Linked DNA regions of Mus musculus: regions 1, 2, 3, 4, 6 and 7 are each linked to region 5. The links are chromatin loops, found by intact Hi-C in ENCODE. Cell type or tissue: left cerebral cortex. All regions are shown on one strand.

Region 1 (4,000 bases), 230 kb after region 5:
AATTTTATATACAGTGAATATGTTTATCCATAAAGTTAAAACATATGGAACATCAAGTCAGAAAAGAGAACACTGAACATTGAAGCTCATTCTCTGCTTTTCATTCCACTCAAGACCACGGCCCAGGGAAATATGCTGCCTACATTTAGGGAAGATTTTTCTCAGGACAGTCAACCTAAGCTAGAAACTCCCTCACAGACCCACATGGGCTTTGTTTCCTAGAATATTCTAGAGTCTGTCAAGTCAACAATATTAACGATCACAGAGAGTGATTCAAGATCATTTTTTTTTATGCTTACTATATTTTAAACATTTATCTAAAAGTAAATTGTCTAGAGAATCTAAATGAAGAAGACTCCTAGAGTTGGTAGATGAAAATTATGTATCTGAGTGAGCAACCAATATGGCAAGCATTTTTCAAGTGAAAAATTTTATAAAAATTACTTTCCTTTAGTTTAAAGTCCAGAATCAAACTTTTCTTGGAACCTACCTCTTGGTTACGGCCTAGTCACCAATTTCTAAGTCGCCGATGTCTACATAGAAGGTTTTGGATCTATGTGTAACAGCTCATGCCCGCCTAGGTTTCCATTTCTTGCCCTTCCTAGATCACCTTCAACTTGAGACAATGAATGGGAAACATAGACAAGACTGTTTGCTAGTGCTTGTGAGCAATGATTGATCTGGAGTTAGGAATGCCTCCTGCAGAGTAATGCCATACTTTGCAGAGACTTCTGGGGTTTCACGCTGGAAACAGGAATCTGAAAACTAGAGTGTTCTCTATTTCCAGATTTTTTAATAAAGGGATTGTGATAGAACATAACTTTATCTTTGTACATCAGTTGGTTTGGCTTACCCAAACTAAAGCATTTCTACATTCTTAAATTTAGAACTAGGTTCCTACAGTTTGAAGAGCTCTTTCAGTCAGTAGAATGTAAAATTCATACACAGGAGTAAATATGAATCAATAGAACAGCCCATTGCCTTGTGTGAATTTCAATGGGTACAATTTATGATAGTCACAGGGAGCAATAGCAATCTCATCCTCCTGATTGAATACTATAGATTCCACATGCTAGACACGGCCTCTTGGCAAAGGGAGCCTGGAGACATTCCCATGAAAGAAAAGAAAGAAAGAAAATATGGGGGTGGGAGTACAAGCATGATCTCATGGAGATGAAGAATGAGGCTGCGTTTATAAGTAAAATGACCTCCTAAGTTTCACAAAAACATAGACACACTCTATTTTCCTTTCCAACGAGTATGGGAAGCACTTCCTGCCCAGGTCTCTGAAGCACTGTTATGGAATTTTCCTTTTGAAGCTTAAAGACCCAAATTTTCCAGCAGGAAGATCCCTTTGAAGTCATGCTCTGAGAAGTGTCAAAACATATGGGGAACAACCAAAACCATGGGAAAAAAAACCTCTTAAAGTGTAGAAAACCCTTTTCTAAAAGAATGGCTGGAGAGACACTGGGATCCCAGTATGGCAAATGTTGCTGGTGTCTGTTGTTTTGTTTTGATTTGGGGGAGGGAAGAGGACTTAGAAAATCTGAGATACTTTTCCTCTTAACAAAAACCAAATTAGTGATTCCATTTGCTCCAGTTTAGACATAAGCATTTTCAGATCTATGCTCTCCGTTACTTAAAATAACCTTACACTCTGAAGACTGAATTTCTGGAAGTGTTTAAATTTTTATCCACTTCTATAGATTCCAGATTTGATTTTACACATTATTATATGCACAATTCCCCCAGGTACTCTAGAAAATTAAAATAGCATAGAAAATTAATACCCATTAAAATTAGTTGGAGCCTGAATAGGGTAGAATGGTATGTGTGACTGGTGGCTGAGTGGGTGGGAAAGATGTTCCCAAGAATGTGGAGGGCCTGTAAGATCTGCTTTCATAAAAGCATTTATAAAAATCACATTCTTACTTTTTCCTACTAAATCTATTAATGACTTGGGGTAGACCCATCTGGTTGTTCCCCTTACAAATTGGAGATAATTGAGTGAAAACTTCAGAAGACTGAGAAAAAAGTGTATGGTTTATAGGCTCTGAGGCTTGCTGAGTGTTTTCATTTATTCATCTTATGGACATCTGAAATTCAAACTATACCAAAAATACTGTATTCTATTTAACTTCTTATCTTACTCCCTAATCTTTCCTCTCTAGTCTTTTCCCCTATATATGCTATAATGTCCCTCAAATTAGCAAGTGTGGAAACTTGTGTTCATGCGTCCTCTCTCACACACTACTTTCCTGCTGGTCAGATTTAACAGGTTTGATTTCTGTGACTGTTTCCCATGCAAATCCAGCTGTATTTCATTGCCAGAATTACATATGTCTCAGAATATCCAAACTTTCTGCAGTTAGTTCATTTTTGATATGTGTTTTTCCTTCCAAATACACATCACCAGGTTCTTGCTTTAAAAAGAAAAAGATAAGGGAAGCCAGATAGCAACTCACTCTTGAAATCTCAGTCCTTGAGAGGCTGAGACAGGAGAAGTGCAATGGGATTGTAGGAAGCCTGGGCTATAATACAGTATGGTCAAGGCCATTCTGGCTGCAGAATAAGACTATCTCATTAAAGAACATAACAAGATCATAACGTTTGAACACATTGTTTCATTTAAAACTCAATGCTTTTCATCATCTAGATATGGCCAGCATTCATTGTCATTCCTTTGTCATGTTCATACCACAACATTTGACCCTCTTAGAACCATTCTTTTATTTCTGTGTATGTATGTTTGGCCATGTTCATCTCTGAGTCTGTTTGTCTCTCAGAAAAATGCTATGCTTTAAAAGAGATGTATGGTGAAATTTTTAAAGTTCAAGTAAGAAAATACTCACCAACTGTAGCTTTTACACTGTGCACAACTATCATCACCAATGCCAAGGAACTAGAATAAAAGTATAAGTGTAGACTTGGTGGATTCTGGGTGGATGGTAATATGTTAAATTAACTTCTCTGAATCCTAACAGGTTTTCCTTCGAAGTGGTAAAATGACTGTAGCTCTCATCATTATGGCATAGCATGACCATTATTTAGGCAGAAAATGTCACATTTCTCCAGCATTTCTGGATTACTCCCTGACTGACTGCATCACATACTCCGCCTAAGGAAAAAGAAATAACCATGGCTGGCCTCAACAAACAGGAATATTATCATCCCTGGGAGTATCATAACTGATAATTAAGACAAGAAAAACTTCTATTCTTCTTGATGAATAAGAAGTAGCTATGAATACATAAATAGATGTTTATTGTATCTGTGGGATTAGAATGAATATGGGAAGATAGTTAAGAAAATGGTGTCTAGAAAGGCTTTGAAGGGAAAGATAGGAGGATCAAGGTCTGTGAGAATTTGCCTCTTGGTCAGAAGGTTGAGTTCATAAACACTTGACATTGCATTGCATTGAAAACAACAGAAATCTCATTAGTAACTAGAGTACAGCGCCTATTAGTACAGTCTTCCATAATTTCCAACAGAAATGCTACCTGCCTTTGAAAAGCATCTCTTGTCTCCTCTAACGTACATTGACTACATCCTACTACTCTTGGATAAATATTATTATTTAATATACACTGTTTTTTGTTATAATTATATCTAATTCCTATGGGGCCTTATAATATATTCCTTAAACAACAGAGCAGTAGGATCACTCTTTTAGACCCTTTAATGATCTGCCAGTTAAGAGACACTTAAATGCTTATAGAATAAAATTAAAATACAAGCACACATGCTTATTGTGTTAGTCAGACCTTTTTCTCACTGTGAAAATACTTTCTCACAACTTAACAAAGTAAAATTTCACTTTGGCTCATGGTTTTGAGGTTTAGTTTCATGGTCTGCTTGCTCCAATCCTGTGTGCCTATGGTGGGGGGTGGGGTAATTAAAGCAAGTATGTGGTGTATAAAGATAGCCAGTTTGGGTGAGTCCACAGACCAGGACTTAATTATCCTTGAACGTGGGCTTCTTTGTCTTACCAATAATGAGC
Region 2 (4,000 bases), 110 kb after region 5:
ACTGCTTCTTCTTCCAGCCCATCCTCTAGCTCCTACTGCCTACTGAAGCAGAGAACGGGGTAACTTTAAGTGCTGGTGCCTACATGTCTCCATCTGAGGTTGAATTTTAAGGCAGGAAATGCATTTAAGATTCTGAGATACTTTATCACTCCCCCACACAAGGCAACAGCATAGATTTTGATTCTATACTTAGAAAAACGCCTCCATCCCTTTATAGAACACGGCTATGATTGTTTCCACTACAGCCATCTCAAGTTCTGCTTGGCTAATTTCCACTCTGCTCATTTATTTCTTATTCTTGTCATGTACAAATGAGTTGTGTTGGTTAAACATTGTCCCACTTCAAATTCTCCTTCCCATACTGATGTCTGCTGCTCCCTGTACCTTTCTTTCCTTTTGTTTCTTATAGGAAAGAGCATCTGACACTTTCTAACACTCTAAGTCCAAAACGTGTTTATGATAAACAGGTGCAAGCAATAACTACAATTTTTTTCTGTTCAAAACATTCCTAAGCCCTTACCTGTTAAGTTATATTATTTAACTCCAAATTAATTTCCTGTACTTTTCTTCTCTTTGAGTTATATTGCTGTTCTGACATTTTCTCCATCATGTCTGTGCACAACTTATATTTGTAAGTTTTATTTGGAAAAGAATATCATAGAGCATGTCATATAATATTTTCATATATTTCAGAAGCCTATATAGGCATTAAATGCAATAGGAATTGATACACGGACACAAATTGTTTTGGAGCCATAGGGGCCATGTACAGTATGACAGAAAACGGATTCAGTAGCAAAGAGGAAGGGAGGCTGCTGCAGCGCTTTGAACACATAGAGTAAGGGGAAGGAGCTTTGCAAAGGAGGATCCTGGAATGCAGGAAGAAGACAGACATGCTGATGTCTAGCCTCCACTGGAAAGGGGGTCTCACCTAGGAGAAGATGGCTGTGCCTTGGCCATGTCCGTCGTACAAGTCAAAGGTGGGAAGATGCCGGTTGTTGGTGACAGTCACAACTGAAAGGAAGGGCAGAAATTATAATCGTTCCAACAGTTAAATAGAGGTAAAGATTTTAAGTTTTCTTCTCCACTTCAAAAGGAAATAAAGCTTTGTAGGCAAGGAGGACATCAGCACAGGGGAAGAAGAGAACACTGGCAAGAAATCTATCAAATGTCAGCAGAGCCAACTTCTGATGCTTTGCTAACAACACACAGCTCTTTAGGGAGAGTCTGTCTGTGTTTGGAAATAGCTAACAATTTAATGGCAATGTTTAACCTACTGATAAAATTGCCATAAATGTTAGCATATCTCATCAGAAACTTGAAATTAAAATGAGAAAAGGATGGATCCTTGGCATCTTATAGACAAATAAATGCATTAATTGCAAAGATGGATGCATTTACAGCACCTTGGAAAGGGCCGTACATAAAATACCTAGCCTGCATTAGGCATCCCTCCCTCTCTATTGAGATGCTATTTAACTTTTCTTCAAAGAACAAGTGGATGCTTGTGAGATATTAGATTTACGATCTATGTAAATATCATAGCGCCAATGTTAGAACTCCTCACAGGAAGTCATTTTTCTATTTAAAACCTGAATGTGGGGAAATATCCAATCGTGTCATTTGTTTTGAAGGGCTAACATTTTGTGCGAAATAGTCTTAAGTTCTTGTCCTAACATATAAAGTATACAATTCTACAGGCATTTTGCCCAATATAATTTTCTCTTCAGGGAAAAAATAATCACTCAAAGCACAATGGTAAATTGTCCTTTCTGGCAAAGGAGTTTCTCTGTATCATCACTGGGCAGCCTCAGGGAAAACAGCTTTAAAGATATGTGTGTGCTTGCAGTATGTGTTCATGTACAGTCAGGAATGCTTGGGAAATTGAGCCATGCTGGAAACTGATTAGAGGTCAGAGCTTCGCTAAAGGGTGGGTTTTCTTGTTTGTTTGTTTTTTTCTTTTTTGTCATATTTTAAATAAATACATAAATAAATGGTATACTTCTCTAACAGAGAGTTTATAAAATCCAGATAATTAGGAACTTTCTACTGGATGGTAACTGGATCCCTTTCCCCTAAGGCAGACTCAGTAGTCCCTCAAGCAATAGCTGTAGTACTGTACTTCTCCTGGCTGCAGGAGGATGGACATTGGGATTTGAGGGTGAGCAGAAGGGGAGGGAGCTGTGTAGTGCACTGTGGGTAGAGTTTCATCATTGTAAGATGTCTTTAGCAAGTCAGTGTCATGAAGCAGTTCCCTCTTCTCCATGGAGGCCTGGAGTGTTCACATGGAAACAGCTAAACTATTCCTAAGAGAAACTTGGCATGGGCTACTTTTGTCCTCATCCAGTGAGCCTGTTAAAGCACTGATGTTATTTGTGTTGCTGATGATCAACTAAAGCTCTGGGAAGAAATTTCCTCAAGTGCTGATTTGAAATTGCAGCAAATGAGAGAGATTCTGTGGTACAGTGACAGTCAACCTTACCCTGGCATCTATATATTCCGTGGTGAAAAATCCTTTATATTTTTTTACTGCATTTCCATTCTGGAAAGTGTCTCTTAAGCATCATCTCTAGAAATTGGGTGTCTCATGTCTCTTTCTGAACCCTAACACCACAGACACAAGTTCAAGGTATACACTTCTCTTCCTGCCTCCCTTTCCTTGGTTCTCAGTCTTTATTCATGGATACTGCTTTAGAATGCTTTAGGGTGTTTTACAGTTTCATAAAAGGTCCTGTGGTGTGCCATATAATGTATTATCTCTTGAAAAGTTCCTGGCTTCACAATCTCTCATAATTTAACATAAATTAGCTCCTTGCATTAGCCAATCTAAGGTAAAATATTATACAATTAATTTTCATAATGAATGATTTTATATTTGCAGAAACTCTTGAGAACACAATCCATGTTATTTTGAATGCTGATTCATTTATAAACATAGTTAATTGATATTTTAGGTAAATAATCAACTATTCTTTCTCATAAAGGATGTTATATTAGTCTTTGTGTTTCTGTTTGTAGTTTGGGTTTAGATTTTCAAATAAGTCTTCAGAGGTAATTTTTCCAGTTTTATTTCCCCTTTTTGAAAAAGATGTGTGATTTTATTTCTTTCAGAGCTTCCTCCATTCCACTCTTCTGAATAGTCTGGCTTCCATAATGGTCCTGTTAAGCTGCTCAATATTCAGGTTTCAGCCCTCCCTAGCAACCTCTACTACTTTACAAACTATCCTGAATAATTTGCAAACCTTAGTCTATTGTATAATAAGACTGAGGCCTAAGTTACCTGCCTAATCTTATGTCCTTGGAAAACTAACGTTCTAACAGGTGAAATGACAGTTTTGGTTGGCACTGAGTTTGTTGATTCCCACCAGGAATCATAGCCTGCAGAGGCTGAACAATGAAAATTGTCAAATAACTTTATGACTAATTGGAATATTTTAATGTAATAATTTTAGTGGGTAAAGAATGACTGTGCTAACATAACACAATACACTATGGATGTATATTTAAGAGTACACAGTTAGAAGGACAAAAAGGAAGTAATAATATGGTGTATTAATAATTTACAAACAAGAGAAACTGAGTATAACATGACCCTCATCTATTTAAAGGCACATCATTGAAAGAAGACACTCCAGTTTTCAGTCAATGAACACATTGCTTCCCACTCAATTCTTCCACAGCACAGCACATTAACATGACAGGTGACTGGTTTATTTAACAGTATTTCACCGATATCTATCTATCTATCTATCTATCTATCTATCTATCTATCTGATTTATATTACAAAGTTATATTGTAGATACTATAAAATACATCCAACCATTAAAACTGCAAGCAAAATATTTAGGTAATACATAGATTATATCCTTATATTTCTTTTTGAGACAGGGTTTCTCTGTGTAGTCCTGACTGTCCTGGAACTCACTCTGTAGACCAGGTTGGCCTCGAACTCAGAAATCCACCTGTCTCTGCCTCCCATGTGCTTATATTTCTTATCTT
Region 3 (4,000 bases), 570 kb after region 5:
AATAAGAAAGCCATGCCTGTCTAAAGGTTCCACAAGCTGGAGCTAGGGATTCCCACAAACCCCTCTCTAACACGTCTGTGCAAAGGCCCAGAGCTGGCAATGGAGGTTGGAAGAGCTTTCAGTCCTAGTTCACTGTAGGAGGTAAACATTACAGGAGCATGTGAGGCTAGGACAGAGAACCAAAGAAAAGAAACAGCAGGTTTAAAAGAACATGCAAGAGGAGGACCGGGAAAATATTACAGGACAATAAATTACAGCCCACAGCCCTATCCAGATGTCGGTTCACGGTACTGCAGTAGCCACAGCATGGGGAGGTTAGAGAACCACATTTACCATGTGTGCACTGCTCTGTATTTAATGTTTAAGCTCTTTAATTCTTTGTGTCTATGAAAAGCCTCAGTCAGAAAATCCAGATGGACTATATTAATCAGAGCACATAATTTTAGTGGTAGACATGCTTATTCCCAAAGCCTGGATATATTCCTAGAGCTTTGCAGAGCCTCGTTGTCTTGAGGGAAAAAAAATACGCTTGGCTCGGCAGCATTTGTTAATTTATGTAAGAAGGAAAATGAATCACATATAAACATATGGAAATATCCAAATGCCAGGTTTTCAGTTTTTTTGTTTTTTTAGGTTAGCTCCCTGAGTCCTCATTTTCTTTCTAGCCTGGGATTGGTGGTATCGGTTTTTTAACATTAAACAGACTCCTTGTTTGGAGTGTGTGTGTGTGTGTGTGTGTTTCAGACCAAGCAAATTTCGTGTTTTCTTTGGACAGAAAACTAACAAAGGATGGGAAGTCCTTACTTTAAGACATTACAGTTAAGGGTCATGAACATTCAAGCAGGAGTTACTGCCATCCAGAGGCAGAAAGCCACGAACAGCCATATCCTATCCTAGCTCCATCGTGGAGGAAGGAAGACAAGCAAAATGTGTAGGTTGCAGCAGTTTTGGTCGTTAAATCATCCAAAAAGAAATTGGAAAATGCCAAAACTTGAATGTCACTGGGTCTCTGGTTCTCCTGTTGTCAGAAATGACAGAGTCTCTAGTCCAGCACTCTCCAGAACTGGTCACGGTTTAAAAAAAAAAAAAAAAAAAAGGAGCAGTCTGATGTCAGGCTGGCCATCTGTGCCAACTGTCCTGAGTACTGGAGTCTGTAACACATTCAAAGTGAGCTTCGCACGTGTCTTTGCACATATAGTTTTCTTATATTAAAGCTTTGATGACTGTTGCTGAGGTTAGCTGTTCTAGCAGTTGATACAGGCAGCCCATAGCCCTTCAATATAAGTCATATGCTGTATTTGCTGCCTAGTGACTGTCTAATTGGAAGTAAAGACATCCATGGTCTTTCAGACAAGAGCTTCCAAGCATGTGTGCATGAATTTTTTTTTCTTTTTTGTGGCATTAACAAGCGAAGTCCTGAAAGCTTTGGCATACCTGAGCATTGGGCAGTCATTCTAAAGGAACTAGCTCAGCGCCATGCAGGTTTGGGTGCCGTGGAAAAATAGGTCCATCTAGGTAAGAGACCACTGCACAGCAGCACTAACCACTAGGAAAGTTTCTGCAGCATCACAAAGACAGATTCTGGAAAAATATAAATATGTGTGTGATATATTTTACATGACTCACATATAAATATAGTAGTCACATATACATACACACATAAGTGGTGGTTACACATTGGTAGAAATTCCAACTTAAAAACTACATCAACTTCAATTTTTAACAACAGGCACAAGTAATTATACTTGCCACTTGCAGGTATTTTATACACTCCTGATGGATATAACTGCTTTGGAATAGGTTTTAAAACTTGGAAACACACGCATACACCATTTCTCAATGGGCAAAGCATACTTCAATTTTCTAACTGAATCCTACCCACATGAGTGCAAACATTTTGAGTCAAATAAAATGATTTAAAAATTGCAGAATAATATAGTGTTAATCATCTTCACTCTGCTTGAAGTATTTCAATGCTATTCTATCATATTTTGGGGAAGCCACTCTCAAGCATTTTAAAGGAGAGATAGAGAAGGTTCTCCCAATTTTTAATAGACTTACAAAATACGGACATGAAAGTACGAAGCCTATACTTCTCTAGCCTCCCCTACCCCCGCCCCCCTCTGTCTTAACACTGGGCTGCCCTTCTGCAGGGAACTTTCCACCAGATATCTTGCATGTTCAGGGTTACCAGTGCCCTCTGCTGGCTTTCTGCTTGAAATGAGAGAATGGAGGGAAAGACAGAGATAGACAGACAGACAGGCAGACAGATGAGAGAGACAGAAAAAGATGGACAGAGAGACAGACAGAGAGACAGAAACAGACAGAGTCAGAGACAAAACAAACAGACAGGAGGCCCTTCTGGTCCTGGAAACTGGCACTAAAGAACTAAACAAGAATGGAAGACTTACCTTCACTAATCTTATTTTCTTGTTTCGTTGTCATCTTAAACTTCTGCCAGAGATCCATTGTGGAACCGTTTGTTCCAAGGGGTTCTCACTCACTGCTAATTCAGCATCAGGAAAAGAATATTAGGCTGGGATGAAGGGGCAAATGAATGCAGATTTGGGGACATAGTCACTCATTTTACAGATGCATAAACCACTTACAAGAGGCCCAGGCAGAAGTCGGTTCTCCATCCACCCTAACCTGTTAATGGGTTCGGCAAGGAAGAGCGGCAGTAAGTGCAAGGGTGAGAGGCTGCGATGGAGACTGGCAGTCCTTGCTCACTGTGGGCATTGTTTGGAAGTTTAGCACACAGGTGTGTTGCAAATCCTGTCACTTAGCTCTTTTCCTGCTGTCAGTGTCACTTTTCACTGGGCTCCTGTCCACTTGCCCTGACTCTCGTTTGTCTCCTTTGAAGAAACTCTCCAAAGAGCAGTCAGGGTGATTCTTCTTTTTCATAATGGATTTACTTTTATTTTATGTACGCTGGTATTTTACCTGCATGTATGTCTATGTGGGGGTATTGGATCCCCTGGACCTAGAGTTGTAGACAGTTGTAAACTACCATGTGGGTGCTGAGAATTGAACCTGGTTCCTCTGGAGGGGCAGTCAGTTAAATGCTCTTAACCACAAAGTCATCTCTCCAGCACCAGGTGATTTCTTCTCGAGTTGCATTCAGATTAAACCTCACCCCAAGCCGAGTAGTCTCCCAACATGTTTAGAATACAACCCAGTCTGATTTGCTCCGAAATTCCTCAGAACCAACATTAGTGACCAGTACAAACTAGGTATCTGGTAATTTATTTTAATAAAGAATGAACAGATGAAAGTCATATAAGACTATACTAAGATATTATCACGCAATCTAAAAATAAAAAATAAAGCAGATACTGAACTTGAAGTAGTGATTATCACTGGTTGCTGGCCAATAAGTCTAGGCTAGCTTTCTGGATCTCATTTGTCACATAGACTGAATAATGGCTGTGGGCTTTAATGGTTAGTGATTTGAGGCCTCGAGGTCTACCACCTAAACACACATACACACACACACACACACACACACACACACACACACACACGCACACCAATGTGTGTGCATGCAAGTGTGTGCGCACGCACACACACTCCTCAGATATGTGTCTATCTTATCCTAAGTTATTTTCTAGTGAAACTGCACAAGTCAAGCAAGATTGCTAAGTAATACTGACATGGAGCTTTTGATATGTAACAGTACTGTGCTAAGCATTGACACGTTTTGAGAATTGAATGTATGACCAGCAACTAACACTCCATACAACCTTACTTAATTTGAAGATGAGAGGAAGAAAACAAAGCCACCTAGCCAGTAAGTGACACATTGTGATTCACACATCTACCATCTGATTTCATCACCCAGAACTACCCTGTAGAGTCCTCACGAATACCAGGTGTTCCCTGGCTTTACCTAACTAGTTTCTACCCTAAACTAGGGATGAAAAAATTGTCCCTTAGTCACAAAGGAGACAGTAATAAGTGACCTGCCCCAGCCCCAGCCTTCTGCCAGGCCTTTAGTGTC
Region 4 (4,000 bases), 240 kb after region 5:
CTTCATGATATAACTTCAAACAAAGCAAAGGCTTGTACATCTCTTATTTCTCTTACTGTCACGTTACCAATTTATGGCACAAGAAACTAAGAGGAGACTCAATCTCAAATCTCATGCTTGAGTCCCCAACTGAAGGATGCTCTCTTCCCTAAGATGAGCATGCTTCTCAGATTTAACCAAATTAAAAGTGCTTCCTGGTACTTTTTCAGTATGAAATTTATATTGAAATACGCTAGTTATCTTAAGACACACTTTGCAAATGGTTATCCAAACCAATCTGTAACTGCCAGCTGTAAACTTCACTGGTTTATGTTTCCCAAGGTGCAACAGGGTAACATTTATGAGCATTCTCTCTGTGTCAAAAACAATAACACTGAATAGCATAGCCAATAGAAAAATCCTATTAGCCTCCCAGATTCAATTATTCATATTTTAGTTTTATGTTGTAACACCCCCTAGAAACCAGGGTTATCATCACTAATCACATTAAACTCACATTTCTATTATACAGGAATAAGTAAGAGCTTACTGATAGAGTTACAGAATGAATTCAGAGAATCTGGGGTTACATACTTTGCAAGCAGATGATGATGCTATTGTTCATCTGCTTTTCCATCAGGTTCAAACCCGCTGTTCTAGAACACACACAGCACCATCTGAATTTACTATGTTTGGTTGAACCATGGTTTTATAAAAAGTGTAATCAACATGTGTCTTTCCAAGCTGATGAACTGGGTGGAATTTATAAATATGTGAGGCAAAATTATAAAATGTAAAATAAGTCATGTTTTAATGCTGGAAAGCAAAATATCCCAAGTATGGCTTACAGGATTAAGCTCACATGTGTGTTTATCACACACTTTATCATGACAGAGTTTTATATCATTTGGTAATAAATTATGTTCAACCTAAGCAGCCTTATATTCTGTCTGCAAAGTGAGATTTTTGAAGGTTGGTAAAAACTGAAACAATTTCATTAAGTATAAGTCAGTCCTCAGAGGCAAAGGAGAAAAACTGAGCTTCAAGAATTGAAGTCAAATATGATGGTGACTGTTCACCGTATCATCTGCCAGGTAACCTTGTGCTATGAACTTTGCAAGTACACTTACAGGATGATGTCTAAAAGCAAGTCTCCAGAAAGCTATTCTCTCTTCTCCTCTGTTTTCTACCCACTGAAGAATTATTGGATGAAGTCAAGATGAAGTATGAAGTTTGATTCTGTCTTTCTGTGTCTCTGTCCCCTTCTGTCTCTGTCTGTCTGTCTGTCTGTCTGTCTGTCTGTCTGTCTGTCTGTGTGTCTGTCTCTGTGTGTGTGTCTGTCTGTCTGTCTGTCTTTCTGTCTCTGTCTCTTTCTTTCCCTCTCTTCTATCTTCCTTCTGTCCGTCACTCTTTTCAGTTTAGCACTGTAGATACGCAACTAAGAAAAGCTTTGTGAAAAAAAATCCACTGAATTAATTCCTGCTTAATTCCTGATCAAGCACTTTTCATGAATGAAATTTTACTGACAGTCACTGCTTGTCAGCCCCATAGCAGCTTGCACTGTATAGCATTCTTACTGATCTGATCTAACTACCAAACAAAGGAAACTTGAACCTGCAAGGGAAACAAGAAAAGGGCATTGTTGATCTGTCTAAAAAGTGAGTGTATTCATATTCAAATGATGTGGCAGATTAAACAGCCATCGGTGAGCCTCTGAGTGTGTGGAGTGTAGGTCTATTTTGGTGGAAATGAGGTCAGAGCCTCAGAATAGATTCAGCAGCTCATGAGTATAATCATGTCTCAGGTTTTAGTGCCTGCCTGAGATAAACTTTCAGCTCAGCTCTGCAATATTATTATGTTCCTCATCAAGGAGGATTGGCTACAAATTAAGTACCAAAAATTACTACCAAAATATCCTCTTTAAAACCATAACAAAACAAAAGCACAGCTTCCGCTGAATCTCGCGGATGCCGTTATGAATCAAAGCATGACCTGGGCACAGTGCCGAGCAGGGCTGTGAGATGGATTCCAGCTCCTTTGTTATCTTGAGAAAGAGCAAGCCTTCCCTTGTTGCCTCAACACCTAGCATTTTTTCAGACTGGGGAATGAAGGAGTAAATTAAAATGATGATAAGTATAGGTGTTTTCCACAACTAGATCAAAATTATGTAGTAATCCATTTTATCTCCTAACAGTGAACTAAAGCATACACCAAGTTGAGTTCCCTGTGATGCATAATTCAAAGATTTCCAACTCTTTATTCACTACTCCTGCAAGCACACCATCCATCTGGCAAATAACAAACAAAATTATGACTATATAAGCCAGGGAAAACAGTAGAATTCTGTTAATGAGATGGTGTAGTGACACGAAGTATTTGGGTAATAATAAAAATCAAAATGTGATCATTTTTATTTGCAACTTTTTATCATAAATGTGGTTATTTTTACATTTTGTGTTCTAATTCATGGTTTGTTTCATAATGCCAAGTTTTTAAACTATGATCTTAATATGTTTTAATCTTTTAAATGACTTTAGCTGCTCTTTAATAAATACACAATTAATGAAGTTCTTTGCAGGAATAGAGTCTCAACCACATTCGAAGATTCACTGTCTAGAAACAGGCTTCCTCCACGTTAAGTGATCCCATATCAGATCACTAGAGTCACATACCAGAGAGGTCAAAGTCACACGTGTGAGAACAGGTTCCACCAGGATCCCATCCGTACGAGTTCTGGTCCCAACAGTTCAATGGCTTGCACACTTAGTTTAACTTCTCAGACTTCAGGGCACTGATCTTCTGAATGGTGAAAAGGAGTCATGTCACTGTGGTTCTCCATGGAAGACTGAGAAATGACCACTCTGTGCACAATACAGTGCAGGGCAAAGAACGATTTGTACGTTATTTTTTTATTGGAGTGAATGGCACTAAGAAGCTATGGAGTTTCTCTAGCTGGGCAATTTATTATCTTCTCATCTTTGCTTCTTTGTTTGTTTGTATGTTTATTTGTTTGTGGTTTTATATTTTAGACTTGATGGAAGAATGAAGTGTGAGTGTCCTACGTAGGATTTCCATTTTTAGAATAAAACACCATGAGCCAAGCAACGTTGGAGAGGAAAGAGCTTACTTGACTCATGTTTCCACATCATAGTCCATCTTTGAAGGCAATCATGGCAGGAACTCAAACAGGACAGAACCTGGAGGCAGGAGCTGATGCAGAGGCCATGGAGGGGTGCTGCTGACTGGCTTGCACCACTTGACTTCCCTTTTTAAAATTTTCCTTTATTTCTATATGAGTCTATTTTTATAGTACTCAGGACAACCAGCCTGGGGATGGCATCACCCACAATGGACCAGGTCCTCTCCGTTAAATCATTAATTATCAAAATACCCTACAGGCTTGCCTACAGCCTGGTCGTTTAAAGGCATTTTCTCAATTGAGGTTCTCTCCTCTCCAAGGACTCTAGCCTGTGGCATAAAACTAGCCAGCAAGGTGATGATATAAACAAAATTAACTTAATTTAAAAAATATAATATAGAAGGGCTAATTAATATCTAATTGAATGTGAACTGCATCAAAATATAGGTTACCTTAGATAGCACTGAAGAAAGAAAAAATTAATAAAATGAGCAGTAAGTATTCACAAAGCAATGGAAGAAAGAGTCCAGAAATTTTGGGATTAGAGTTATCTTTCTTTCCTCAAAAGAATGTTTAAATGACAATTAAGTGATAAGTGGTTAGGATTAAATTTGACTGTGATGCAGAACCATAGCCCTTGTATATTCTAAATATGTCTCACCTGAGACTGTAGGAAATTCCTGTAACATCCAGGCCTGGTCCTCATTCCCAGATCCAGTTATACTGCTTTCTTAATTCTGGGGCAAATGAGAACGTGGACATGAACTACTTCACACTTCAAGTACCATCAGGTGCTCCATTCATCCTTTTAGCCTCTTCACCAAATCCTTTATCAGACCTACATACAAGTCAAAACGAGCTTAGAACTGAGTTTGCTTCCTC
Region 5 (4,000 bases):
TGCGTGCAAGCTCCTTGATTGTAGAAGGGGGGTGGGGGGGGGGGGGACCTGGCTGGAGTCCAGACAGGCTGGAGCTCTGTTGATCATTATGTCTAGCCTTCAGGTGTCTCAGCGCACAGTGGGCGGCAGTGGGGGAGGTGTAGATAACATGAGAGAGCAGACAAAGAAAAACTGGTGTATTTTTAAAAGATTATGTGAAATTCTGTGCTCAAGCCTCCTTTAAAAAAAAATGATTCCTAATGTCTTGGACTTTCATAATTACAGCACCGGCTCGGCTCTGGCACCTCTCTAAGCCGTAATTAGTTCTGTCTGGAGCCTCTGAATAATTCCTTTCAATAATTGATGGAGTTAATATTCTCTTTTAAAAATGGGGAGGGCAGTGTGTTCTTATAAACTCTCTTTCTGTCAGAGTCTTTGTTGTTCAGAATCTTCATCAGTCATAATCACACTGATCTGATTTGCAGTTTCATTTCTTATGAGACCAAACATAACTTTTTAAGGATTTAGATGATTCTAGAAGGAAAGACACAATCCAGCATTGCTGGATTACCCTAGTTGACTATGAAAAGAAAGCAGTAACAGGAACAATTTCTACCATTTGTTTCCAATTGTTTTTTTTTTTTTTAAATGCTGCTTTGAATGTCACTTCTGTTTAAAACTCCATCAAAAAAAAATCTTACCATAAATACAACTTAGATGTTAGCTATAGCCTTGCCTCCTCCCGCAGGAAGACATTCTAAATTATTTTATTCTTTGAGGATTCTTCTATGAAGAAGCTTCGGCATGCTTCCTCCCCACCCCCCACATCCTCACCCCACCCTATTAGGAATTTTAAAAAAATCTTTATATGGAGGCCTGGCTCCTAAGACAGAAAGCTGTCTTTTCCTTCTCCACACTGGCCACTTTCAGCTGCCGTCACTCGTGCCCGGACCTCGTTTCACATTTTGTGGACAAAAAAAAAAAAACAAAAAACAAACAAAAAAAAAAACAAAAAAAAAAACAAACAAAAAACAGTTCAGTCTCTGTCATTATTGTAAAATTTAAAACACTTCAAAAATGAATCAAAAGAAAGCCCTGGCTTGAAGCCATTGTTCAGATTTAAGAGCTATTTTGCCTCCAAGTGTCTTTAGCAGTCTTTCATGGCTAATTATAATAACTGTCAGATGTCTGGAAAGTGTGGGGTGCCCTAGCCAGTGGAGTCAGCAAAGTTTGCCTTTTATTTTTCCTGGGGACAAATCAAATCTGATTAGACATAAAGAGCGAAAAGAAGAGAACTAAGTACACATGTGTGTGCCTTCATTTTTTTTCCCTATGAACAAAGCAGCATGCTGGAGCAGTGTCCCAGTGCGGAGTCTCCTACAGCTACTCTTCAGAAAGCCTTACTTTTCTTTTTAATTCTTTATCTTTCACAGAAGAAAGCATGCAACAAATGCTCCCCGGTACAGTTCCCTGCCCTTTGGCTACCTTTCAAACTACGCATAAAAGGATTCCCTGGCAAATCTTCGAGTATTTGGGGCTTCTGGCAGAAAACTATTTTAATCAGCGCACTTGACGGAAAGAAATGTATACTTACAATTTTCAAATGCTGCTTCTTGCTCTAGTTCCTCGTCCCTGCAGGGCGAAGCCGAGGCTTCTCTCCGGAACAAACTGCGGTGCAGGTGCAGAGTCTTGTTTGCATGCCCAGGAAGGGGGGGAAGCATTTCCTAAAGTCACTCGGAACTCGCTACTTGTGCTCAGGCATCCCTGCTCCACCGTACTATCTGCAGTTCTGAATTGAACTAAATTAGAGCCCATGCGAAAGGCAGGGGCAGGCAGTCATGTGAGAGACACGCCGCCATCCTATTGGCCACAGAACCATAGCTTAGGCATTCTGCCTTTTCCACTATTGGTGAAGAGTTAAAACTGAAAGCATTTAGATCCTCCTCTCCTGCCTATTTGTCCTTTATGTGTGGAAGAATGACTGTAGGATTTCACAGTGACAGATCAGTTAGGAGTCACTGAAGTCACCCTCCCAGAGACTGTGGGAGGGGGTGAGAAACTCAGCTTTTGCAAGATCCCCCCCCCCTTTTCATCCCCTTGACCTGCAATTTTGTGTGTGATTTGCCTTCAAGAAAAATGTTGTTGTTGCTGCTCTCCCTTCAGCTCCAGTGATGATAGAAATAGATTATCATTGCATCCCTTTGCAGAATTTGTCAGGCTGAGGAGCACCAGGATCAAGGACTTCCAATGATAAGTTTTCTGATTTTATTTTAAAAACTAAGAAGGTTTTAGTGCAGTTCTAAACCAACATACTGAATTATTCATGAGTGACACCGGCAACAGAATTAAGGTTTTTTTTTTTTTTTTGAGTCGTTAGCTCATTCTGTAGAAAACCAAGGGGAAAGTAACGCTGAAAATATCAAAAAAGCAAAATGCCAGGGAAATTAAATGAGAAACTCAAACTAAGTCAGCTAACGTGGATGAGGAAATACACTCTTCTCCCTCAAATTCCATCTTTAATTACCTCTTTAAGCAACATAAAATGTCCATAAAACTTGGAGACAAACTGTATTTTCCAGTTATCCAGGGGGATATTTACACACCAGGGTTCTTAAAACACCTGAGATATTTGTCAAGACTTAAAGCTTAAGGTCCCATAAAATCATCGAATCCCACTCTCTCAATACCGAAGCATGCCTGACAAATAATGGCTGCCTTGTAACACTAATGCCGAGTTAAACCAAATGAAAGCAATCTTGCTGCAACATCATCCTGCCCTTGCTGACAATACCGCCAAAGAGCCAGTCACTCTTATATGTAGTCAGTCTTTAGGATAACCCAGTCTCTTTTACTACTTGCATTTCTCTACGAGAAACTCACACTTTCCTACAATGGCATCTTTTGGATCTTACCCCATTATTTATGTCTCTATGAATAGTTACGTTATTTAAGGGAGCCTTACTTTATGTCACGGATGTAACAAGACTTCACATCTTTAGTCCATCTTCACAACAGTAACTTCATTAGCTTTTTGCTTATATTTTATTAATATTTTGAGAAATTCTTAGGATATAATTTGATCATATTTACTCTCTCGTCCCCCACCTAACTCCTCAGCAGTCTACCCCCATCATTTGTATCTCTTTCTGTTGTTTTCTCTCCTTAAACAAGCCACATAGTCCAGTTTATTCACTGGTATGGGGCCATCCACTGGAGCACAGTTGATCTACCAGCAGCCACACCCTTAAAAAAACCAACTTTGGGTTGCCCTGAAGTTGTTGGCTGTTGCTCACATTTCATAGATGAGGAAATGAGCTTCAAGCTACTCCAGGTCCTGTAGCTGGTAGCTCGTGCCCTGTGGCACTCATTCATTTACATGTACAACTCTTATTCGTCTATAGAGACAGCACCGGAGTTCTCCCAAGGTGTCCACAGCATCATTTGCCTTGATTATTTCCTTCCTGGTGTAACTAACGTATTTGAATATCTATGCATAGCTATGGGATATTCACTATTCAATGTAAGCTAGGTTCAGATTCAGGTAAGTGGCCCATAAGGGACTGGAAACACAGGTTAAGGACAACTGTGGAACCACATTTACATCTGAGCCCTGCAAAAGGTTCAAACTGTAGCTTATGGCCACAGGAGCCTGGAGTTTTCTAGAGTGTTGTTCCGGCCACTATTACTGGTCCAAATGTTTGAATGCAATGCTTAGTAGGACAACAAGCCCTAGAAATGTTCAAAACAGGAGTCAAAGGGTCCATCTCAAGCTGGGAAAGTCAGGGGGCAGCCATTACCCCTTGCACTCTTTCAGAGAGGGCAATTAAATGCCTCTGTGCTACTAAACCTCACCTATAAATTTCAATCTTCCAAATAAGTCATCCTCTCTGAAATATTTTAAAGCTCACTGCTTCTTGTCATTGGAAGTATTCTTCCCTTTTTTGTCCTGTATACTTTTTTTTTCTTTATCTCTAAGGATTTTTTTTGTTGTCGTTCATTTCATGCACTGTGTTTCCTCTGG
Region 6 (4,000 bases), 290 kb after region 5:
ATCCCCAATTTGGTTTGGGTCACAATCTTTTATCAGAGAAACAAAAAGAGCAAAGGACACTAACATAACAAAGGGTTAGCTCTAAATAACTGTTCAATTTAATAAACATCTTTCAGTTGAATTTTAGGTATTATGTTACAAAAAATTTCTTGGTGATTTCTAGAAAAAAGATATGCTAGCTTTCAGTATATGAAGAAATAAAGGTATAAAGGAATATTTTTAAGGAGGTTAGATGGAGGTCATACAGAGAAAAGAAGCACAAAAATAGAAAGAAGAAATATAAAGAGACAAAGTAACAGCTCTTTCAAGTACTAGACACTGGATACGGGACATCATGGGGTTACAGCCTGATGTCCTCAAATCTGAGGGAAATTCTATCAGATTTCCAGTTGTTTTGATGACTTAGTCCTGATCAAGCATGAGACCTTTACCGCACTTACACTGTAAAAATATTCAGGTTTGGCTGAAGATCCCTGAAACAAAGCTAATATCTCAAGAAAACCAGTCCCACCATTTTTTTATTTGTCTAATACACATAAAAGTTAAGTTCATACTATACTGTAGTCTAAGAAGTAGGCAATATCATTGTGTCTAAAGAGTCAATATGTATACCTGAATATACAAAATATGTATGACAAATATTATATGCTTTCAGCTATTTGCAGCTACAGGTATGCTAGTGATCTTATGGATTGTTGGAAAAACATAATATGTAGGCTTGTTCTACATAAGGTTTCCATACCCTTTTGATTTTAGAGCATTCCATATCTGCGAAGTGCCATAAAATGAGATCCAATTAAACAAGTTGTTCTTGAATTGTATTGAAGGATGCAATGAGTAGTCACATACTTTGTAATTCTTCAATATTCTAGATATATACAAGATTCTGAAACAACCTATCACCTAAAATTAGATGACACATTGTCATCAAGGCACACACTTATGCATATACACGCATATTCATGAATACACACACACACACACACATGGATGAACAAATGGATAGGCACACATGTGATATAGCACCATCATTCCTTAGTATATTCAGAGAAATAATCTCATGGAGCTCCTTTAAATATCTACTTGTCTATTATATAAATTGTGCAATATTTAAATAGAGTCTCTCTCTAAATATATCCTCTCATACTTGCTAAATCATCTCTGAGTTACTTGAAAACCAACTACAATATGAATGATGTGTGGTTCATTGTTATTCTGTGTTGTTTGGGAAAAATACCGACACTTCTTTATATTTCAAATATTTTACCTGTGACTGTAGAAACTGTAAGTACAGGGGAGGGCACCTGCAATTATGAGCACAATTGAAGGCAAATGATTGAATATAACAAAGGATGTAGACATTTTTACAGCAGTTATAAGTGCTTATGTTAATGCAATTCTGAAGCAAGGGAAATCTCTACTTAATTTCTTCATTCAGAAAAATAAATCTGCATGTGGAAAAAATGGAACTGAATGTATGTTATTATTGCTAATAAAAGAGAAACAAAGTACTGCAAATGTATCGCCTTCATGGTGCAAGCAAGTAACAAAGAAGACAGCAGGGTGTGAGATTTTTTCCTTCTGGTTTCTGACTTACATTCATCTAATGACTTGCCTAGATGGGGAGCTTTTTAAAGCACTCCTCCTCATGTCTTATTCAGCATACATTCTGAGGACAGCTGGAGAAGCCTGTAACAATGTAACAAGCTACATTAATAACTGAAGATGAGCAATGATGGGCATTCTTCAAGGTAGCAGGGGAGGGGGAGGGGAGAAAATGCAGATGTCTGTGTACAGCCGGGAACGAATTAGTAATGCATGTGGTGCTCCCAGGACCACAGATGACGACCCCACGAGAAGCATGGCTTTCAGCAGCACAGCAACATCTGATGAGCTGGAAGACCTCGTCCCTGAAGCCAAGGCACGGCCGTCTGGTCAGTCCACCTGAAGGAAAGTGGGAGGAAAAACTCTGTTGGTAGGGGTTTGTTTAGTTTGACTTTTCTCTCTCTCTCTGTCTCTCTCTCTCTCTCTCTCTCTCTCTCTCTCTCTCTCTCTCTCTCTCTCTCTCTCTCTCTTATTTACCCTTGGGAGAATTTTAGGTGACGAGAAGTCTGTTTTTACTTGCAAATGTCAGGCAATCTGGAAGAGGCCAGAGTTTCATTATCGAAGATGACAGGCATAAAAAGGGGGAAGGATCTTGAGTGGAAAACAAATTGAATTTTTCATGAAAATTGCCGAGTGGTAAGGAATATGAGTCAAGTTTTCCACTGTAGCCCATATCCAGTAAGAAAATCACAACTGCTTGCTACGAAATCCATAAAAAAATAAAATAAAATTTTAAGAGGTTTCCAGAGACAAACCTTGATTGAACCACACTACTCTCTATGTGTTTTTACCACCACATACTTTTATGTGAGCATTAAAGTCATTTCAAATAGTCTTCCTCTGGAGGCATCTACCTATTTATTTCTTTTGAGATAGGTCTCTCACTAGGATAGGAGACCTGCTGATTATGCTAGCTGGCTGGTCAGTAGGCAGAATGATCTGCCCCATCCACCTCCCTAGAGTTAGGATTATAAGATATGCCACCACTTCTGCTTTTGTATATATATTCTGAAAAGTTAATGTGGGTCCCCATGCTTGTACACTAACCACCTTATTAACTCAAGTATCTACCAGACCCTAAAGTTAGGCTCTTTGCCAACAGAGTACCCTGTTACTACAGCAGCTCACTACATACCTATGTTATACTTTAAAATGCATGAAGAGGTTAAGGGAGGAATATACAGGAGATATTGATGTTTCTATGTCTAAGAAATCACAATCTAATCTTGTCATGTAACATTTATACTCCTACCCGAATTAGTCCCTAAGTGTGGCAAAAATTATAATGGTAAAAAATATTAGCTAATAATCCTTTGTGCTTATTAAGATAAAATTATGCTCTGGGGATGAATGGAATCATAATTTAAAAGGAAACAAGTAAGAAACTGATTATTAGTGACTAAAGAATATATAAAAGACTGTGACTCTATGGAGAAGATGTAATGGATGGATGTAATGGATCTGAGATGATGGAATAGACTGCAAACCTGTGTGGACAACTTCGGCTATCAGAAGAGGCTGCATCAGCACGCAGAGGTGGCCAGCTCTTACACACTGCACACAGTGACCAAGGTGCTCTAGATGATGGTACAAGATGCGCCCTGGTCACCCAGCATCCTACAAGTTCATTTCTATTTCCACAGTCCTATCAGACACACTGGGGTCTATGACATTCCTATTGAGCTCTAATCACTGAAGATTATGTGTAAGTCATAAACGCTAGCAACAAGAGGGAAGAAGCTTGCCACTTGTCACAAATGGAAAATAGATCTCATTGTTCTGTTAGAGTATTAACACAGGCATGGCTACACAAAGATTCTTCCCAGAGAGAGCAGTTACTGTCCTGATGAGGTGGACATAGCACAATAGTTATTCGCACTTTGGATATTCCTCATGGGAGAGTGGAAGCTCTGAATATGCAATCTGAAATACATACGTATTTACAAGTTTGGTGGAAAATTAAGTGCTTGCCTAAATAGTATGGCTGAGATACTCATAGTTTCAAAACAAACCATAATGTAGTCTCAGTAGGGGAAGTCATGGGAGTATTCCTCACACTGAGAGGTTGCGTTCACAAAATCCTTTCACACACTGGTTTGATCAAGATGTGTTTAAAATGAACTGACATGTGAGCACAAGAGAACTGGAAGAGTGAAAATATAAACCACAGCCAGGGGTTTTGAGGGAAGACATTAATGAAGGAGTGTCCTAGAAATGTCTCACAAAGGTCAAGATGATAGACATAGGGGAAATATTGTTATAGTTATAAAGATATATTTGGCCCTAATAAAAGCTGATGTAACATAGAAAGGGCTTGGATCATTTTGAAAGTCATTGGGAGGGTATAATTTAGACATTATTCTGAATTTAGAGAAAAGGGAGTGATTAGCAACTT
Region 7 (4,000 bases), 150 kb before region 5:
ACCTTCACAGAGGCCACACTTCAGTGAGCACAGGCGAGGCTAGGGAATATTTTATTGAAGGTTATTTAAAAATGCAAAGAAGAAATCGGACTCTGTGATGTACGTTAACCTCTCGCTATTGAATAGAGTATTGAGTATTACTTGGTTGTGGGACACTGGCCTAGAAAATGACAAAACCTCGCACCAGGAGAAGAGAAATCGAGTTGGATGTTAGGGGAATTCAGAGAAAACCTTGAATGAAAGATCAATGAAGCGACTGGATAGTTAGCTCTGTCCATCCGTGGCCTATGCTACTGAAGACTTTCACCTGAAGGAAGCAACTGCTCTACCATCATTTGAATCCCCTTCAACAGGTGCTGACCTTACACAAAAGAGTTACACACCAAGCTTTAAGGTAAGAGGTATGAGTATCTTAAGTCAGCTAATAAAATACGACCCCTTAGAAAATGCCTTAGGAGTTGGGTTTTTCCCCACCCTTTAGGACTTGTTCAAAAACAAATATCTGATTAACTTCCATGCAATTACACATTAAGTGATTCCACCCCACCCAAATGATCACATGGTTCCGTCAAAATACAACACCTACTACAAATGTAATGCTCACCGGGTCAAAGAAACCCATTCAGTGACTTCATTACTGAGGAGACCTTTAACATTTTATTTGATGAGAAGCTGCATTTTATGGGTGAGATTATCTGTGTGTGTGTGGCTTTCCCTGGAAAGATAAAAAGAAATATCTATACATCCTAGTTAAAACCACAAACAGCACATTCTGATTACTTTAGTGAATCAGAATTTCTCAGGACAGCATAGGTGACTACAGGAAGCTGTCCTGCCAAGAGATCATATCACAGGTACTTGCTCACCTCTTCTATGGTGGAAATTTGAATTCTGGCAAAAGGGGGGACCTTGGAAGGAACTCCTAAGAGTCTTGTCACCTTTCATCCATATGATATCAGTGGTTCCAGTCTTAGGAGGCTTTCATAAGGCTCAGTCCAAAGGCTTTGCTGGACTTTTAGCTTAGCATAAGGCATAAGACTTCAAGAAGGAGTCTTCTGTCCAACCAGGAGAAGCATCCATTTTCAATAATCACTCACTTTGATAGAAGAAAGCTTCTAAGTACGTGAGAACTAAGGGGTGATAAGCAAAGAATGACTTCAATGTAGGATTAAGAAGAGAACCAGTTTGCACATTGGAAAGTTTTCATGTTGAGCTAGCCCATCACACAGTACAGCAGATATTTTAATCCCATCTCAATAGAAAAACATCTAATTTTAAAAATTATATATATTCATAATTCCAACTCAGGTGTGTGTATATATATGCATATATGTACATATACATATATATGGATATATACACATATATGTACGTATATGTACACACACATATACGTACATATACATATATGTACACACACGCGCGTGTGTGTATATATATATATATATACCTGAGTTGGAATTATGAACCCAAAAAGAAGCACTGATGTGTTCATTAAAAATGAAAGTATCATCTCATCTCTGAAAATCCTGTATTAAAGGACACTTAAAGATCACCGGGATCACAGCTGAGGGCTGATAAATGTACCACAGAGACCCTGGGTTTATTTACATACTTGTCTCACAGGTTTCATCAGGGACTATAGAGGATTTTTTTTTAGAGAGAGAGAAGAGGAGTTCTTGGAAGATGGTTAAAAATTTTTAAACAAATCTGACCTCACTAAATTATAAAATCTAAAATGTTGGAGAAAATAAATCTCTGAATTTCCCTAGGAAATGAGTCGTTACTGAGCTGGAGGCAAGATTCCAATCTCAGCTTAGGTGGAGGCAGAACAATTATCTGGGACATAATGACAAATGTTGGCTATTCTATCACATTCTGAGAATAAGTTTTTTTTTAATGAAACATAAAGTTGCATAAATGTTTATGCATAAGTATTCTAGACAGCAAGTAGACAACGTCAGCCCTGTTAGCATGTGATCATAGATATAAGATGAGCACATTGCATAATTATTTTAAACTTTTCCTACTGTACATGGGTTACCTGTAAACAAAACAAAGTATTATGCTTATTCAGTTTTTAAATTTGGATTTGAGTCTTGTTATTTAAATAGATGTTAACATACTTTAAAACACATTTTTAATTTCAAGATGAAATTATCACTTCAAATAATTTTCAAATGAATTCTATGGAAGGAGCTTTTCAAGTCCACAATAAGTACAATAAGATTGGACTTTTTGTCAAGAACACTTTGGAAATATATATTTCCTGCTGACTGAAGGCTGAATGAATATGTTAGAAATAATATTTGATTCTACTGGTCTATGCTTCTAGCTTAATTTCAAAGGACACGGAATAGTACGAATATACTCAGAGATAATCATGTAATGAAACTTTTTTTTTTTTTTTGCGCAGATATATTTGCTGTTCCTCGCCCCATGTAGAAAGCATAATGACCACCAGGGTGCGCTAAAACCTTTGCAATAGTTTCCTTCTGCTGGTGGGTGGGGCTTCTAAGTATTCCTTTGTATGGTGCTTTTTACGGGTGTGCATGCATATTGTGTCACTGATATTGCTGACAGGAATGGCACTCTAAAATAAACTAAGATTATTCCTGTGGGATGAAACACTTTAGCTTGAATTTTGTACAGTCTTCCCAAACAGGACCAGCATGGCATTTCCAATTATGTCTCATGGGAACCTACTGCTGGATCACTCTCTGACATGAGGCACCCAAGAGTGAGCGACACTTATGGCCAGTGTTTCCTCACATAGCTCTCCTATCTGTCATTACATACAATACTAGCCTCCCTGCAAAGTGTGTGTGTGTGTGTGTGTGTGTGTGTAAATGTGTTCAAGTGTGTGTATGTGTGCAAGAGTTCTGAGTGCTTCTGTGTATGTGAGTACAAACGTGTGGGTAAGTGTATGTGACTAGAAGTGTGTAAGTTTATGTGTGAGTGTGCCTGCAAGAGTGTGCATGTGTGTGAGTGTGTGTGTCAACACAGGTGTGCGTAAGAATGTCGGTGAGTGTGTTTGCAAATGTGTTCATGACAGTGTGTGTGATTCCCACACTAGATCGTCTTCTCTGACACAAATTTTGCAATGTTATATATATCAACCTCATTTATTTGTCAGTCTCAGGATTACATCAAGAGCAGTCTCTTGTCATGTGCCTCTTGACACTTTAAAACTTTATCAAGCCTTCCTTGCCAAAACCTTTAGGAACCTATGGAATGGCAGGTGGAGCACAGGGAAGACTATGGAGAGTCCTCTCTGGGTGGTTTTAGAAGCAGGAGAGTGACTTGGGTCAAAGTACAATAGTAAATAAGAATCGAGGGCAAGGCAGGCTTTGGAGAAGCGAGTGTTCATAAGTCTCTTTGTGTGCCACAATTTCCAATATGGTGTGACTTCTGGGGGGGAGGGGGGAGTGTCCCCATAACTGCTTCCAGGGGAGAACCCAGTTCTGTCTCATGCTGTGTTAGGGTTGTTTATTGTCTCTCTGGAGCCCCCAGTTTAACTCTGTTGGGCTGATGACCAACAGAAGTTCTGCCTCAACAGGCTGGCCGACAAGTCCTTTCAGAACTATCCAAGCATTAGACTTTTTTCCAGCTCAAATATCTCCACAGTTTAGAAAATAACAAAAAATGAGTGAAAATGAGGTGAGAAAATATTAATTGGTGACAGCTCCAGAATAGTGTTGAGGACATACCACACTGAAAACAACGCTCGTGTTTGCTCCGTTAACTCAGCCCTGCAGAACACTCTGGCACCCTGTTCATTTGCACTGCGATCCCGGTCTTCTGTGACCTTGCTGCTGCCTCTCCACTTTGGGGGTTGATCTTCTATGTGCCTCTGTTTCTTTGCCCTTATGTAAGAGGGAGGGCAGCGGTAGCATCTCCTCAAGGAACCTGCTTGATTTTGCTACTCTGTGCTTTGCAGTCTCCCTTTAATATGTGTGAGGCTCATTTTCTCGATGAAACACTTGCCTGGAGATTCTAG

What was found. Peaks named below come from ENCODE experiments on the same cell type or tissue, not always from the same donor. Only the 100,000 strongest peaks of a DNase experiment are listed, where the experiment ranks them.
Region 1: a loop joins it to region 5, with 5 times the contacts of the local background. A loop is called at or near these places in 11 of 42 quality-filtered maps.
Region 2: a loop joins it to region 5, with 2.2 times the contacts of the local background. A loop is called at or near these places in 2 of 42 quality-filtered maps.
Region 3: it touches region 5 in a loop (2.8-fold over the local background); 5 of 42 quality-filtered maps call a loop at or near these places.
Region 4: it touches region 5 in a loop (2.9-fold over the local background); 11 of 42 quality-filtered maps call a loop at or near these places.
Region 6: it touches region 5 in a loop (2.4-fold over the local background); 6 of 42 quality-filtered maps call a loop at or near these places.
Region 7: it touches region 5 in a loop (4-fold over the local background); 13 of 42 quality-filtered maps call a loop at or near these places.

The regions. Positions count from the first base shown.
Region 1 is chr1:137,662,431-137,666,430 of GRCm38, reverse strand. No RefSeq gene overlaps it. Among named protein-coding and RNA genes, the nearest start is that of Gm34306, 100 kb to the left of the region's middle. In left cerebral cortex, no CTCF peak of the experiment used is centred here; DNase peaks (open chromatin) are centred at 1,291 and 1,871; H3K27ac peaks cover 1,773 bases.
Region 2 is chr1:137,785,113-137,789,112 of GRCm38, reverse strand. It overlaps Gm34306 (a long non-coding RNA gene), which reads right to left. Exons shown (of 4, transcript XR_878577.1): 4 at 950-1,014. Among named protein-coding and RNA genes, the nearest start is that of Gm34306, 19 kb to the right of the region's middle. In left cerebral cortex, no CTCF peak of the experiment used is centred here; DNase peaks (open chromatin) are centred at 113 and 2,294.
Region 3 is chr1:137,329,005-137,333,004 of GRCm38, reverse strand. No RefSeq gene overlaps it. Among named protein-coding and RNA genes, the nearest start is that of Gm34244, 23 kb to the left of the region's middle. In left cerebral cortex, CTCF peaks have their summits at 858 (motif pointing left), 1,997 and 2,203 (motif pointing left); DNase peaks (open chromatin) are centred at 575, 814 and 2,202; H3K27ac peaks cover 1,058 bases.
Region 4 is chr1:137,654,955-137,658,954 of GRCm38, reverse strand. No RefSeq gene overlaps it. Among named protein-coding and RNA genes, the nearest start is that of Gm34306, 110 kb to the left of the region's middle. In left cerebral cortex, no CTCF peak of the experiment used is centred here; DNase peaks (open chromatin) are centred at 1,757 and 1,941; H3K4me3 peaks cover 240 bases; H3K27ac peaks cover 523 bases.
Region 5 is chr1:137,896,359-137,900,358 of GRCm38, reverse strand. Gm4258 (a long non-coding RNA gene) reads right to left here and starts at 1,892. Exons shown (of 3, transcript XR_003948014.1): 1 at 1,574-1,892; 2 at 1-931. In left cerebral cortex, no CTCF peak of the experiment used is centred here; DNase peaks (open chromatin) are centred at 11, 1,314 and 1,810; H3K4me3 peaks cover 2,614 bases; H3K27ac peaks cover 2,604 bases.
Region 6 is chr1:137,604,228-137,608,227 of GRCm38, reverse strand. No RefSeq gene overlaps it. Among named protein-coding and RNA genes, the nearest start is that of Gm34306, 160 kb to the left of the region's middle. In left cerebral cortex, no CTCF peak of the experiment used is centred here; DNase peaks (open chromatin) are centred at 981, 1,705 and 2,187; H3K27ac peaks cover 446 bases.
Region 7 is chr1:138,043,220-138,047,219 of GRCm38, reverse strand. No RefSeq gene overlaps it. Among named protein-coding and RNA genes, the nearest start is that of Gm34353, 51 kb to the right of the region's middle. In left cerebral cortex, a CTCF peak has its summit at 2,450 (motif pointing right); a DNase peak (open chromatin) is centred at 2,486.